Regions from separate parts of the Homo sapiens genome. Here region 2 is linked to region 1. Evidence: chromatin loops called from intact Hi-C (ENCODE). Cell type or tissue: chondrocyte. All regions are shown on one strand.

What was found. Peaks named below come from ENCODE experiments on the same cell type or tissue, not always from the same donor. Only the 100,000 strongest peaks of a DNase experiment are listed, where the experiment ranks them.
Region 2: it touches region 1 in a loop (2.2-fold over the local background); 2 of 110 quality-filtered maps call a loop at or near these places.

What each region holds. Positions count from the first base shown.
Region 1 is chr4:127,628,605-127,636,604 of GRCh38, forward strand. It overlaps INTU (inturned planar cell polarity protein), which reads left to right and starts at 4,353. Exons shown (of 16, transcript NM_015693.4): 1 at 4,353-4,576. The coding sequence starts at 4,431. RefSeq lists enhancers at 4,001-4,540, 4,203-4,382. In chondrocyte, no CTCF peak of the experiment used is centred here; a DNase peak (open chromatin) is centred at 4,327.
Region 2 is chr4:128,065,234-128,073,233 of GRCh38, forward strand. All of the region lies in intron 1 of LARP1B (La ribonucleoprotein 1B), which reads left to right. It also overlaps the pseudogene RPL15P8. Among named protein-coding and RNA genes, the nearest start is that of LARP1B, 7.9 kb to the left of the region's middle. In chondrocyte, CTCF peaks have their summits at 3,894 (motif pointing right) and 4,021; no DNase peak of the experiment used is centred here.

The DNA.
Region 1 (8,000 bases):
TTACAGATAAGGAAAGTGAAGCTTGTGGAGGTCATTTGCTCAAGGTTACGTGGATGATGGATTCTAGAACAGGGAGAGAGGTCTGTCTGCCAGGCTTAAATTCAGGAGGTGGAAGTGGGTTCCGGCCTATTCAGGGAATGACTAGTGGGCCCGTATGCATGAAGCACAGAACTGAGGGAAAGTTTAGGGCAGTTTCTCAAGTTTGCTGAATCACTGGGGGCACTTGTTTAAAATAGAGATTTCCAGGCCCCTCTCCTGGAGATTCTGATCCTGTTGATGTGGAGCAGGGCCTCAAAATCTGTATAACAAGCTCCAGTTGATTCTTTTGAATAGACAAGTTGATCAGCTTGATTAACTTACGATGTAACATGGAATAAACCATTTAATTCTGAATTGGTGTTCAATTGTTTGTAGAATTGGAGAAAAAAATTTAAAAGAAGCTACACAGTTTGGACTTTGTTCTCTATTTAAGGAGGTGCCATGCAAGGTTTATGAGGCAGGGTATGAAACTACTAGATGCTTACAAAAAAAAATTGATGAAAAATTTGTAGGAAGAAAATGTGATATTTTCCTAAAATTTGTAAATGTCCTTTTTTAATTTCTTATTTTATTTTTTACTTCCAATAAGTTGCTTTTAAAACAAGGAAAGGTTAACTTATTAAAGAGGTAACTAAAGCACTTTTTATTTTGAAATGGAATCTTAAATCATTTCTAATGTTTAAGATTGTGGTGAAAGTAAGCATATATATTTTACCATGAAACTCAAAATAATGAGTATAGGGACTCCAGCTTTTTAAAATAATATTGTTTCTCTGATTTTAAAAGTAATACATTTTTTGTTGGATCTCAATGCTAATGGAAATATTTGTTTCCCTTCCTTCCTGTCTCCACTTTCTTCAAACTTCCGACCCCATTACTTCCTCCATCACGTTCAGCTGGCAAGGTTGCAGCCTACTTACCAGACGATAAACACTGTCACATGGAGACTGCCTCAGCTTCCTGCCTGAAACTGGCAAGTCACCATCCACACCAGCACCCTTCTTTGGCTCTTTCTTCTAGTTTTAGGGAAGAGGTGTCCAGGGAGGTCATATCCCTCCTTCTGTGCCTTGGATGCTATCCCCTCCTACCACCTCAAGGACCTCCTGTTACCAGAAAGGGGTCCCAATCCAGACCCCAAGAGAGTTCTTGGACCTTACCCAAGAAAGAATTCGGGGCAAGTTCATAGAGTAAATTGAACGCAAGTTTATTAAGAAAGTAAAGGAAAAAAGAAGGGCTACTCCATAGGCAAAGCAGCGGCATGGGCTGCTTGACTGAGTATACTTATAGTTATTTCTTGATTATATGCTAAACAAGGGGTGGATTATTCATGAGTTTTCTGGGAAAGGGGGAGTAGTACCCAGAACTGAGGGGTCTTCCCTTTTTTAGAATATATTAGATAACTTCCTGACATTGCCATGGCGTTTGTAAACTGTCATGATGCTGATGGGAGTGTCTTTTAGCAACTAATGCTCATTATCCTCACTGCTCACTGTACTCTAATTATGATTCGCGTATAGTGAGCAGTGAGGATGACCAGAGGTCACTTTTGTAGCCATCTTGGTTTTGGTAAGTTTTGGCTGGCTTCTTTACCGCAGCCTGTTTTATCAGCAAGGTCTTTGTGACCTGTATCTTGTGCCGACCTCCTATCTTGTCCTGTGACTAAGAATGCCTAACCTCCTGAGTAGCAGCCCAGTAGGTCTCAGCCTTATTTTACCCAGCCCCTATTCAAGATGGAGTCGCTCTGGTTCAAATGCCTCTGACACTCCTTTTGCCCATTACCCCTTTACAAACTCCTCCTCCTGTTCTTCAACTTTAGTAACATATAGACCTCTTTTAAGGAAAAACTATTGTGGATTTCCATGGATGACTTAAGTTTTTTAATTATAATTTTAAATAAATGAGGTATAATCTGTGCTTTATAGCTCCTATATAAGATGAAAACAATTTTATGAATTAATACAAATAAATTACAAAATGTAATCGCTGTTATAACACTATAAAAACACATTTAGAAATTAAAACAAAACCATAAAACCTAGGAAATTCAAATGTATATAGTTTAATGTACATTTGTACATGTAATATACAAATTCAAATGTACATAGTTTAATGTATATTTGTACATGTAATGTACAGTTAATGTAAATACAACTAAACTTCAGCTTAAAAGTATAAGCTGCATACTGCAGCTTGTTTGGCTGTGAGGAAGGTAAAATATACTATCCTGGCCATTTAAGTTTAATACACTTGAAAAACAGCAAGTGCCTTTGTGCTGCTTCTTAAAAGCAACAGATGAAGCTCCCATGTGAAAGACACCCTCCCTATACTAGAAAAATGTAACATTCTTATTCTCAAGGGCATAGAAGTGAAACCAAGAGAATTCTGTACAGACCTTGTTAAAATAACTTATCTTTTAAGCTTCCCAATTTAGTTTAGTTGCTTCTTCACAACTAACTATTCTTTGTCCAATCCAGTATATAAGTTAACTGACTCTAACTGCTTCTTTGGGTCTTCATTTCTTTATGAGGGCTCCCCTGCCATGTAAAACTTGGATTCTAGAGCAAGGAGAGAGGTCTGTCTGCCAGGCTCAAATTTGCGAGGTGGGAGTGGGTTCCAGCCTATTCAGGGAATGGCCAGTTGGCCTGTATAGATGAAGCACAGAACTGAGAGAAAATTTAGGGCAGTTCCCCAAGTTTGCTGAATCACAGGGGGCACTTGTTTGAAATAGAGATTTCCAGGCCCCTCCACTGGAGATTCTGATCCTGTTGATGTGGAGCAGGGCCTCAACATCTGTATAACAAGTTCCAGTTGCTTTTCTTTTGTTAATCTATTTTAGGTAAGTTTAATTCTCAGGCCCAGCTGGGACCCTAAGAAGATGGAGGTAGAGTTTTTCTGCCCCTGCAACAGCTACAATTCAGGTTCCTTTGAGTTCTCCATGCATATACCCATACCGGCCATGTGATGACTCATCTCCCATTACTCTTTCTCTGTTGGAACCATGCCATAATAACAATATAAATTAATACTTCCTCTAAGAAATTTGTCATGGCCCCACGTATACTACTTTGGTTTTTTCTGGATATTCCATTAGAACCTTGTATTTATTGTAATACTTATCACTATGTTATAATTGCCCATTAGAGAATCCCCAGCACCCAGCCTTTTAGATCATAAAATAACATTATATCCTTTTTTTACACGCTGCAACATGAACATTTCCCCCATGCTTTACTCTTTGAACACATTCTAGTTAAAATCATAATCATCATATTTTATATATATTTAACTTTTCCCCCATTATTTGACATTTTAAGATTGCTTTCAGCTTTTCACTTTTACAAATTTTATAAATTTGCATCCTTTCTCAGAGTAGATATCTAATAGTTGAATTACTGGGTTCTGAGGGAGGAAATTTCATGTAATGGTTATTGACTTAGGTTCATTTCTTGGTTGACTTTGTTGACTGCTAGCCATGTAACCATTAGTAAGATGCATAACTTCTCTAAAGCTTAGTTTCCTTATTTAATATAGAGAAAATATTTACTTCATAGTATGTGAATGCTCAGCATTGTATATGAATAAAGTGAGCAGAGCCAAGGCTGACTCTCAATCAATGCTAGCTGTTATTTTTGTACTTAAAAAATACTTGATATAGGTATTCATAAATAACAGGTAGATTTTACCTGTTTACACTTCCAACTTTAATAATGAGAACACTTAATTAGATTATAAAATTTTGAGTTAGAAAATGAACATGAAGTTGATTCCACAGGATTGCCACTCATTTGTGGCACTCTACAATACCCACTTGGGATAACCGTGAAAATGTTTGCAATTGCGAAACAATATGAAACCCATAAAACAATGGAGCGTATTTACATTAACACCTAGATCGCGTTGCTTAAAAGCGTCCATTACTTGCACGGATGAGGTCCTAAGGAAAGGTAAAGTGCGGTTTCCTTCACCTCGAAGGAAATCCAGGCTGACCGACAGCTGTTAGGCATTAGAAACACAGGACAAAGAGCAAACTGGATATCCAGCACTGGAAGAAAAAGGTGAGAAGCCCAGTGCATCTCCGCCTGTTTTAACAGGTTATGCTGCTCTAAGGAATTGCGTTCCGGAGAGCGTAAGCGGTGAAGTTTTAGCTATTTCTATCCTTCCAACTGAGAAGCCCTCCTGGAAGTTTCAGCCCATTGGCTGCTTTCTGTTCTCCCTGTTTCTTCTGGGAAGCTTCTCCGTCTCCCTGGCAACGCGACCTGCCACCAATTGCAGCTAAGGATTGGTGGTCACATGGCCTCTGCCCCTTCCCAAGCAGAGGCAACATGGCGGCCTTAGCAAGCTATAGCTGCGAGATTTGAATTACTCCACTCGTAGCTATTGCATTCCTGACGATGGCCTCTGTGGCTTCGTGCGATTCGCGTCCGAGCTCAGACGAGCTCCCTGGAGACCCCTCTTCACAAGAAGAAGATGAGGACTATGATTTTGAAGATCGGGTCAGCGACTCGGGTTCATATTCCTCAGCGAGTAGCGATTATGAGTAAGGTTTTCAAAGAGGGACAATTAATCCCATCCCATCAATCCAGAGAATATACACGTGGGCTGGGGGAACTGCAAGGGTGTTGGCGTGGTTGGAATCGAGTATTTGGGGTTCTATAATAAGTGGGATTTAATTGCACCACGTTCCATTGTATGGTGGTGTGAGCAGAAATGACGATGCCATTCTTTGCTACTGTAGGTTGTTTTTTGTTTGTTTTGTTTTGTTTTTTCAATGATTCTTAGATGAGGAGAATCTCCTCTTTTTGGTCATGGGCTCTGTCTAGGCCATAGGAGGATATATCTGTAACAGCGTTCAAAAAACTCTGTTTCGATCGCAGTGTCTTGATTCTTTGGTGTGACCTTTGTGGCTTAATCTCTTTAGTATTTGGAGTGGAGAGACACCCTACGCGTTTTATAAGGCAGTTGTTAAATTTATGTAGATTTTTTCTGTTATGGAAATGAATAGCTATATAACAGAAGGAACGCCCACCCATAGTCTCACCATCAAGGACAACCTCTCAGCACTTCTGGATATTTCTGCTGTATTTTCCTATGCATCTCCATGATTTTCTTGTTTTCCATTTTACGTCATAATTTAATTTTTAAAAATACAGATACCTAAAGGTTTCACTTTCTTAATAATGCCATGAAAAGGTTATTTTGATTCACAGTATTCAGTGCTACTTCATTTTTAAGAAAAATCTACCCCTTACTGCTATGGATTAAGAACTTTAGAAAAGTCAACTAGCAGTAGCTTGAAGAGAATGACTAATCGTGAAAAAGTTTTGGTGCCAAAATGTCAACTAACCCAGTAATGGACAACCATACCTGGTCAGTTTTAGGATGACATTTTATGTGTATTTAGGAACAACAGTTACAAATCATTTATATGTATGTAGGAGCAACTGTTATTTGGCAATTGTTTTTACCTATCAGTATGTAAAAGATTTTTATCATTGCCTTTAAAAGTATGGTGGGGAAACCTGTTTAATACATTCTTGAAGACTTAAACAAATTTTAAAATATCGTATTTTTTTGTAATCTGCTGTAGGCATTAAAAAAATAATTTTAAAATTCATGATTATTACACAAGGCTGCTGGAAGGAAATATGAATTACATAGAACCTTATTTGGTCTTGGTATGTGAAGCCATAGACAGTGTAAGACTCAAACTCTTGGCTTCTCCACATTTTAGAGTCGCATACTTTTAGCCCAGAAAGAATCTATGATTCATGTATAGTTGCACAGCTGAGTGTTGTCAGTGTGAGAATTCAAGACGCCTGATACCTAATGGGCCACCATGACTTTGATGGGATTAAAATAGTGAACTTTGTTTCCTAGGAAATGACCAATCTGAGGACCTTGTGATAGGAGAACTTGTCACTTAAAAGAATAAAAGTATTTCATGATTCAAAATACATGTATGTATGTTATATTTTAGCTTTTAAAAAATGATCATTAAGCTTTTCACATGTCACTAATCACGCCACATGTTCTAGTGTCTTTATCCTCCTAATAATAAAAGTATAGAAAATCCCTATCATAAGATGTTTTGCTGGTCTGTATTTCAAGTCCTACCAAGTTTCAAATTTTAAGTCTGTCCCTTCTTGATTTGTAGGACATGAGGGTTAATTTGCTGAACTTACCAGGAAGGCTTATGTTCGGTTCTTCCCTTATGGTAGATGTTTACTTCCCTAAGCTGCAGTCATCATTACAAACAGTGGCCTTCCCAACTTGTACAGAACCACTCTTTAATCAAAGGCACAGGAATGCCAACCTTAGTCTTTCTCATTAAAGCAAAGACATGAATTTCCTATTGTATTTCATGGACTACGTGAAGCTTACTAAGGAAGTTGTACTGCATATTGACTCACATAAAGTATCCTGAATTTTCAAGGTTTTAGTTAACTGCGTGTTCTTTTTAGAAGTTACTGTTTCATACATGCTTTGTACCTGAGCTGTATGTGATTGTCAATATAGAATTTAAAAGTTTATCATCTTGGAGATAAAATTACATTATGGTAAATTCTGGTAGAGTTCTTTTAATAGGTTTGTTTTAGGTTTGTTAGAGAATAAGAGTTTATATTGCTGCAGTATGTCTTAAGTTGACACATGGGCACATACCCTGGGAGGCTTCCGAGATAATACTGGTGGGTTGGTTGGGTTGAGGGAGCCATTAGCTAGTTTTAGCATTAAGATAACAGAAATCACACATTCACCTGCAACAATGCCAAGTTACCAGCTAATATGCCTAGTTCATGTTACAGAGAGTTTGTCAATGTTGTGACTTGGATTTTTAATTTTTCAAAGTGAATTTTTTGTTGTTGTTACATCAGTTTTAAAACTGGCTGATGGAGAGAAACAGGAATCATTTTAAATGAGATATTAGCTGTTAAAGCTAAGGAACTTCCACCTAAAACACAAGGATTGGCTGGAGAAGGGAGGTATGTCCTTTAAATTTTTTTCTGGGACTTTAAAAATAGCTTCATTGAAGGATAATTTATATACAAAAAACTGCACATATTTTTAATGTACAATTTGATGTTTTAACATGTATACGTCTGTCAAGAAAATGAACATATCCATCTCGCCTAAGAGTCTCCCCATGTACCTACTTAAGTCCATTTATGCCTCTCCTGATAACCATTTATCTGCTTTTTGTCACTCTATAGGAGTTTGTAGTTTCTAAAGTTTCATAAAGATGGAATTGTGCAGTATGAATGTTCTTTTTTGTCTGCCTTCTTTTATTCAGCATAATTACTTTGAGATTCATCCATGTTGTTGCCCCCATTAATAGTTCATCTCTCGGCTAGGTATGGTGGCTCATACCTGTAATCCTGCTTTTGGGAGCCAACGCAGGAGCATTGCTTGACACCAGGAGTCAGAAACCAGCCTCGGAAACATAGTGAGACCCCCATCTCTAAAATAAAAAATAAAAAAATTAGCCAGGCATGATGGTATGTGCCTATAGTCCTGCAACTTGGGAGGCTGAGGCGGGAGGATCACTTAAGCTCAGGGTTTCAAGGTTGCAGTGAGCTGTGATCACACCATTGCACCCCAGTCTGGGTGACAGCAAAATTTTGTCTGAAGAAAAAAAAAGTTCTTTTTTTTGGTACAGTGAAGCCCTATCACCATTGTACACTAAAGACCTATTCTGAGCTGGGCTCACACCTGTAATCCCAGCACTTTGGAAGGCCGAGGCGGGCAGATCACCTGAGGTCACGAGTTCGAGACCAGCCTGGCCAATATGGTGAAACCCCATCTCTACTAAAGATACAAAAAATTAGCCGGGCATGGTGGTGTCCACCTGTAATTCCAGCTACTCGGGAGGCTGAGCCAAGAGAATCACTTGAACACAGAAGGCGGAGGTTGCAGTGAGCCGAGATCGCACCATTGCATTGCAGCCTGGGTGACAAAGTGAGACA
Region 2 (8,000 bases), 440 kb after region 1:
CACTGTTCTCCCACAATTAATTTCTTTCTTTCTTTCTTTCTTTCTTTCTTTCTTTCTTTCTTTCTTTCTTTCTTTCTTTCTTTCTCTCTCTCTCTCTCTTTCCTTTCTTTTCTTTTCTTTTCTTTTCTTTTCTTTTCTTTTCTTTTCTTTCTTTTTTCAAGAGATGGAGTCTCTCTGTGTTTCCCAGGCTGGTCTTGAACTGCTGGCCTCAGGCGATCCTCCTGCTTCCCAAAGTGCAGGGATTACAGACATAATCAGGCTTTCTATTTTCTTAAGCAAATTTACAACTTCAGGAGTAAAGAAACAGGACCACAGTCTATTTGCAGTTAAATAACTTAGGTAACTTAGATAAAAGAGATTGTGGTGTAGAAACATACTGTTTTGAGAGACTTGGGTTCTAGTGCAGGTATTGTTACTAACTGGCTAGTTGACTTCTGGCAAGATTTCTGGGCATTATAAATGAATAACATGGATAGACTCATTTCCTCTGGTTCATAATACCAGAGTGCCACTTATAACCTGGCTGCCTTGGCTTCCATTTATATATTTATTTAATATTATTTAATTCATTTAAATAAATACATTTTACATTAGTTTATTTAAATAGGTAGATAGATTGTCAGTCTTGCTCTATTGCAGTGGTGAGATCATAGCTCACTGCAGCCTTGACCTCCTGGACTCAAGCAATTCCCCTGCCTTGGCATCCCAAGTAGTTGGGATGACAGGCACGCATGTCATTCCATGGAATTAGCCATGCCCGGCTAGTTATTTTTAATTTTTTTTTGTAGAGACAGGGGCCCCCTTTGTTGTCCAGGCTGGTCTTGAGCTCTTGGGGTCAAGCTATCCTGCCTCAGCCCCCACAAAGTGCTGGGACTACAGGTGTAAGCCACCCTGCCTGGCGGCTTTCTATTGTCTATTTTCTTTCTTTCTTCTTTTTTTTTTTTTTTTTTTTTGTTATATTGAGACAGAGTCTCGCTCTGTCGCCCAGGCTGGAGTGCAGTGGTGCAATCTCTGCTCACTGCAAGCTCCGCCTCCCGGGTTCACACTGTTCTCCTGCCTCAACCTCCTGAGTAGCTGGGACTACAGGCGCCTGCCACCATGCCCGGCTGATTTTTTGTATTATTTTAGTAGAGACGGGATTTCACCATCTTAGCCAGGATGGTCTCGATCTGCTGACCTCGTGATCCGCCGGCCTCGGCCTCCCAAAGTGCTAGGATTACAAGCGTGAGCCACTGCGCCCGGCCTTTTTTTTTTTTTTTTTGAGATGGAGTTTCATTCTTGTTGCCCAGGCCGGAGTGCAATGGTGTGATCTCTGCTCACCGCAACCTCCACCTCCTGGGTTCCCCCGATTCTCCTGCCTCAGCCAGCCAAGTAGCTGGGATAACAGGCAAGCGGCACCATGCCTGGCTAATTTTTATATTTTTAGTACAGGCAGGGTTTCTCTATGTTGGTCAGGCTGGTCTCGACTTCCTGACCTCAGGTGATCCTCCCACCTCCACCTCCCAAAGTGCTGGGATACAGGTGTGAACCACCGTGCCTGGCCGGGCTTTCTATTTTCTTGCCATTTTTTTTTTTTTTTTTGAGACAGAGTCTTGCTCTGTCACCCAGGCAGGAGTGCAATGGCGCGATCTTGGCTCACTGCAACCCCCCACCTCCCAGGTTCGAGCAATTCTCCTGCCTCAGTCTCCTGAGTAGCTGGGACTACAGGCGCGCGCAACCATGGTTGCCCGGCTAATTATTTTTTTTTAATTTTTACTAGAGATGGGGTTTTACCACGTTGGCCAGGCTGGTCTCGAGCTCCTGACCTCAGTTGATGCGCCCGCTTCGGCCTCCCAAAGTGCTGGGATTACAGGGGTGAGCCACCATGGTTGACCTCAGGCTATTTTCTTAAGCAAATTTGCAACTTAAGAAGTAAAGAAATAGGACCAGAAGTTGTTTAAAGTTCACAGTGGGTACCTCTAAATCTATTAGTTATCTATTAGTGATTGTATAATTTATACTATATAAATTGTATAATTCTACAAAACAGGATGCTCTTTGAGAGAGAGAATTGTATTGAAATAACAGACTTAAATCAGGTCTATCCTGCTCAAACTTGGATTTACTGTTACTCTGTTAATGAGGTAAAGGAATTCCATCCACAGAATTTTGCCAGGAAGTTTATTACTACAGTTAGAAACATAGGAAACACAGGGGAGAATATTTCAGGACAGAAATTATGAATTTTCTCTACATTACAACCTGCACATCTAAGTGAACCAGATTCTTGATGCCTCGGCCCTTGTGAGAAATTTTCTTCCACTTTTAGGATGATTTTGATCATGTGTTGCTGTTTCTAGAAATCCAGATGAGGCACTCTTCAGCCAAAGTTGCTGCCCACCCAAGAGGCCTTTTATCTTGAAATTTAGTCATGAGACCAGAAGGAACTTCTCCCATCTGTGTCCTGACTTGGTATTAGTTTTATTTTGGATACCTCCTTTTTTTTTTTTTCTTTTTTTGAGATGGCGCCTTGCTCTCGTCGCTCAAGCTGGAGTGCAATGGAGCAATCTCATTGCAACCTCCATCTCCCGTGTTCAAGCGATTCTTCTGCTTCAGCCTTCCGAGTAGCTAGGATTACAGGCGCTCGCCACCATGCCTGCATAATTTTTGTTTTTGTTTTTGTTTTGAGATGGAGTCTCGCTTTGCCACCCAGGCTGGACTGCAGTGGCACAATCTCGGCTCACTGCAAGCTCCGCCTCCCGGGTTCACGCCATTCTCCTGCCTCAGCCTCCCGAGTAGCTGGGACTACAGGCGCCCGCCACCTTGCCCGGCTAATTTTTTGCATTTTTAGTAGAGACGGGGTTTCACCACGTTAGCCAGGATGGTCTCGATCTCCTGACCTCGTGATCCACCCGCCTCGGCCTCCCAAAGTGCTGGGATTATAGGCGTGAGCCACTGCGCCCGGCCAATAATTTTTGTATATTTAGTAGAGATGGGGTGTCACCATGTTGGCCAGGCTGATCTTGAATTCTGGACCTCAGATGATTGACCCACCTTGGCCTCCCAAAGTGATGGGATTGCAGACATGAGCCACCACACCCGGCTTTTTTTTTTTTTTAAGAGACCGAGTCTCACTTTGTCACCCAGGCTAGCGTAGGAGTACAGTGACACAATCATAGCTCACTGCAGCCTAGAACTCCTGGGCCCAAGGGATCCTCCTGCCTCAGCTTCTCAAGTAGCTAGGACTACAGGCATGTGCCACCATGCCTGGCAAATTATTTTATTTTTGTTTTTTAAATTTAAAAATAGAGACAGTATCTTGCCATGTTGCCTAGGCTGGTCTCAGAACTCTTGAACTCAAGCTATTTTTATTTTTTTTTTGAGACAGGGTCTCACTATATTGCCCAGGCCCAGTCTTGAATTCTTGGCGGCCTCAAAGGATTCCCTGCCTCAGCCTCCCAAAGTGCTGCTATTACAGGTGTGAGCCTGGCCTGGCAGATTCCTTTTTTTCCCTCTTTTAAATAATTTATTTTAAACCTATTATATCACACAGTATGTTTTATACACTGACATATAACCCCCTAACAAGATAAAGCAAAGACAAAAAAGTTTATCTTATTAGAAGGAAGATACACCATCACTTATTCTCTTCAAGCATTATTGCACTTTAACTTTTCTTAACTTGACAAAGCATTCATGAAGCAGTCTGCAGACTAGTTTTAACAGATAAATAATACCTGTAAGCAGACATGATTGTCCTAAATTGTTTATTAGGTATGAATTTTACAAACTTTACTTATATTGGCTGTAACGGTGGAGCTGGAGAGTATTGCGCCTTCTCCAAGCTCCCTGGTGAGAACCACCAATAGTGTGGTGGCACTTAAGGCCCTTTCCAAGGCTATGGCTCTTTCGGCCTGCAGATGGCAGCCCATGCATCTTCCTATGCTTGTGGACTGGTTTGGTGATCCATTGGGTGTCAGGATTTCTTCTGATAGCTTTATGGAATGGATCAATGAGGATAACCTCAAAAAACTTGTATGTGGAATCTTCACCAACCCAGTGAGAATTCAGGACTTTTAGAGCCCCACAGTGGCATCCAGCTTGCCGCTTTGCAATGGACTGAAGACTTTGAGCAAACTTTAGCTGGTTAACACCATGATGGACAGGCTTGCCATAAGTTGCACCCTTAGGAACTGGGTGCTTTCGGCCACCATGGCGAACACGAATCCTATATATAACATAAACTTGGTTGGCCTTGTAGCCCAGCTGGTGCGCTTTATCAAGCCAGATGGGGTGGGGAGCCCTGTGGAGAGCAGAGAGCTGGTGGTACTGCCAGCAACCAACTCTCAGAAGAAAGTGCATTTTCTCCATAGCTCCTGGATTTACTTGTATGCCCCCATCTTGGCTTACCTGATGGCTGCTGCTAGACAGAAGGGGCACGGATTCTTTTATTAAAATCACAATATGGGTTTATTAATCCCTTACTTGTATTTATGGTTGTTTTTTGCCTATTAAACATCAGCATTCTAGTATAATTTCCATTCTTTTACTCATAACAATATGATGTTTAAAAAATACTGATTTTTTTCTGTCTTTTTTATTCTTATTTTTCTCGAACCCTATGTTCATCATCAACCTCTTTTCTCCTACTATTTGGTTCATCAACCTTATTTTCTCCTGTTTGGTTCCTAGAAACCTCAAGTAAGCTTACTGTTGTTACCCTAATGAAATACCATTTTAAGTAAGTTATATAGAAAAAATGCATAAATATATTCTCCTTACAAAAATGAAAAACTTTGATGTCATCTTAAGATAATTTACTGAGGCCGAGCGCAGTGGCTCACACCCGTAATCCCAGCACTTTGGGAGGCTGAGGTGGGCGGATCATGAGGTCGGGAAATCGAGACCATCCTGTCTAACACGGTGAAACCCTGTCTCTACTAAAAATACAAAAAAAATTAGCTGGGCGTGGTGGCAGGCACCTGTAGTCCCAGCTACTTGGGAGGCTGAGGCAGCAGAATGGGGTGAAGCCGGGAGGCGGAGCTTGCAGTGAGCAGAGATTGCACCACTGCACTCCAGCCTGGGTGACAGAGTGAGACTCCGTCTCAAAAAAAAAAAGAAGATAATTTACTAAATCTAAACTCCTTTTAAAAATTGCTGAGGACTGCCCGGGCACGGTGGCTCATGCCTGCAATCCGAGCACTTTGGGAGGCTGAAGTAGGCAGATCACCTGAGGTCAGGAGTTCGAGACCAGCCTGGCCAACATGGTGAAACCCTCTCTCTACTAAAAATACAAAAATCAGCTGAGTGTGGTGGCTGGCACCTGTAATCCCAGCTACTTGGGAGGCTGAGGTGGGAGAATTGCTTGAACCCGGGAGGCGGAGGTTGCACTGAGCCAAGATGGTGCCATTGCATTTCAGCCTGGGCAACGAGTGAAATTCCGTCTCAAAAAGAAAAAAGGCTTAGGATGACCGGCTGTAGTGGCTCATACCTGTAATCCTAACACTCTGGGAGACCAAGGTGACCGGGGTTTGAGGACAGGAATTTGAGATCAGCCTGGGCAACATAGTGAAACCCTATCTCAATTAAAAAAAAAAATAGCTAAGGAGTGGTCCTAAATATGGCTGACATAGTTGATTTAGAGATTTACCTGTTGATTATCTTGATTTTTTTCATTTTTGTATCTAGAAGAAACTGAACATTTTTATACATATGTCTTATATCCATGTGTGCCTTTCTCTAGGGTAGATGCTGAGAAGTAGAATTGTTAGGTTATAGGGCATTTTTTAAGTTTATGAGTCACTTTTTATTTATTTATTTTTTAATGTTTTTATTTTTATTTTTTATTTTTTGAGACAGAGTCTCGCTCTGTCGCCCAGGCTGGAGTGCAGTGGCGTGATCTTGGCTCACTGCAAGCTCCACCTCCTGGGTTCATGCCATTCTCCTGCCTTAGCCTCCTGAGTAGCTGGGACTACAGGCGCCCGCCACCACACCCAGCTAATTTTTTGTATTTTTAATGGAGACGGAGTTTCACTGTGTTAGCCAGGATGGTCTCGATCTCCTGACCTCGTGATCCGCCACCTCGGCCTCCCAAAGTGCTGGGATTACAGGCGTGAGCCACCGCACTGGCCTTTACAAGTTGCTTTTTAAAGTAACTGTATAAACTGATACTCCCACTATTAGAGTTTGAGAATTGTCTTCTTTCACAATTTTTTTTTTTTTTTTTTTTGAGACAGTCTCACTCTGTCGCCAAGGCTGGAGGGCAGTGGCACTGTGTCGGCTCACTGCAACCTCCGTCTCCTGGGTTCAAGCAATTCTTCTGCCTCAGCCTCCCGAGTAGCTGGGATTACAGGCGTCTACCACCACGCCCAGTTAGTTTTTATATTTTTAGTAGAGATGGGGTTTCACCATGTTGGCCAGGCTGGTCTTGAACTCCTGACCTCAGGTGATCCACCTGCCTCAGCCTCCCAAAGTGCTGGGATTACAGGCATGAGCCACCGCGCCTGGCCATTCTTTCACATTTTAAAAAGCACTAATTTTTACCACATTTTCCCTTAAATATGATAAGATGTGAAATATTGATATCATCAGTGCATTTTCTTAATTAAAATTTTGCCAAAAGATTATGGTCATAAGAATTAAGCTGAGTGAAATAGGCTCTGCTGTGTTGTAGCTTTTGTTTAAAGTATCCTAGCCCTTAAAAATATATTATTTTCTTTAACTATTTACAGTTATTTCCTTGTAGGTCCCAGGGTTTAAGGATAACGTTTTATTATTTATTTATTTTTACTTTATTTATTTATTTGAGATGGAGTCTCGCTCTGTTCCTCAGGCTGGAGTGTGGTGGTGCGATCTCGGCTCACTGCAACCTCTACCTCCTGGGTTCAAGCGATTCTCGTGCCTCAGCCTCCAGAGTAGCTAGGATAACAGGCACCCGCTGCTATGCCTGGCTAATTTTTGTGTTTTTTAGTAGAGACGGGGTTTTGCCATGTTGGCCAGGCTGCTCTCAAACTCCTGACCTCAGGTAATCTGCCTGCGTTGGCCTCCCAAAGTGGTGGGATTATAGGCGTGAGCCACTGTGCCCGGCCTAAGAGTAACATTTTAAAGATAGTGAAATAATGCTCAAAAAAGATGTACTGGTATATAGTGTCTGTCTTACTAATGATGTTTGAAAAATGGAGATATGTTTTAAATTTTTAAATTTAAAACAATTTCCTCAACTGGCTTGCTATTTCAGTCTTAGGTGTTCTCTAATGACATGCAGCATGATTTCCTCCATGTTAAAACATGAGAAAATGAAAAATTTCCTTTCTTAGGCTTCTTTTACTTGTAATCTGTACGTATATATAATTTTTTTTTTTTTAATCAGAGTCTCACTCTGTTGCCCAGGCTGGAGTGCAGTGGTGCAGTCTCGGCTCACTGCAACTTTCACCTCCTGGATTCAAGTGATTCTCCTGCCTCAGCCTCCTAAGTAGCTGGGATTACAGGCATGCGCCACCACACCTGGTTAATTTTTGTTTTTTTAGTAGAGATGGGGTTTCGTCATTTTGGCCAGGCTGGTCTTGAACTCCTGGCCTCAAGAGATCTGCCTGCCTTGGCCTCCCAAAGCTGTTTGGATTACAGGTGTGAGCCACTGAGCCTGGCCTGTATATATAAAATTATATTTAAAACCTGGTGGACTTCTTTCCATGTCAATACATATACAGCTTTGTCTGATTTCTAAAAGTTATATAGTATTCTGTGTATTATTACGTAGAGACTGTTTAAATAGGATTATCAACAAAGTTGCACTGAACATCCTATATGGACATCTTTGTACCTTTTCTTGATTCCTAGATAATTTCCTGAAAATGGAATTCTTTTATTAAAAGTTATATACATTTTAGATGACAGATTACCCTTGAAAGATATACTACCTTGGCTGGGCGCCGTGGCTCATGCCTGTAATCCTGGCACTTTGGGAGGCCGAGGTGGGCGGATTACTTGAGGTCAGGAGTTTGAGACCAGCCTGGCTAAAATGG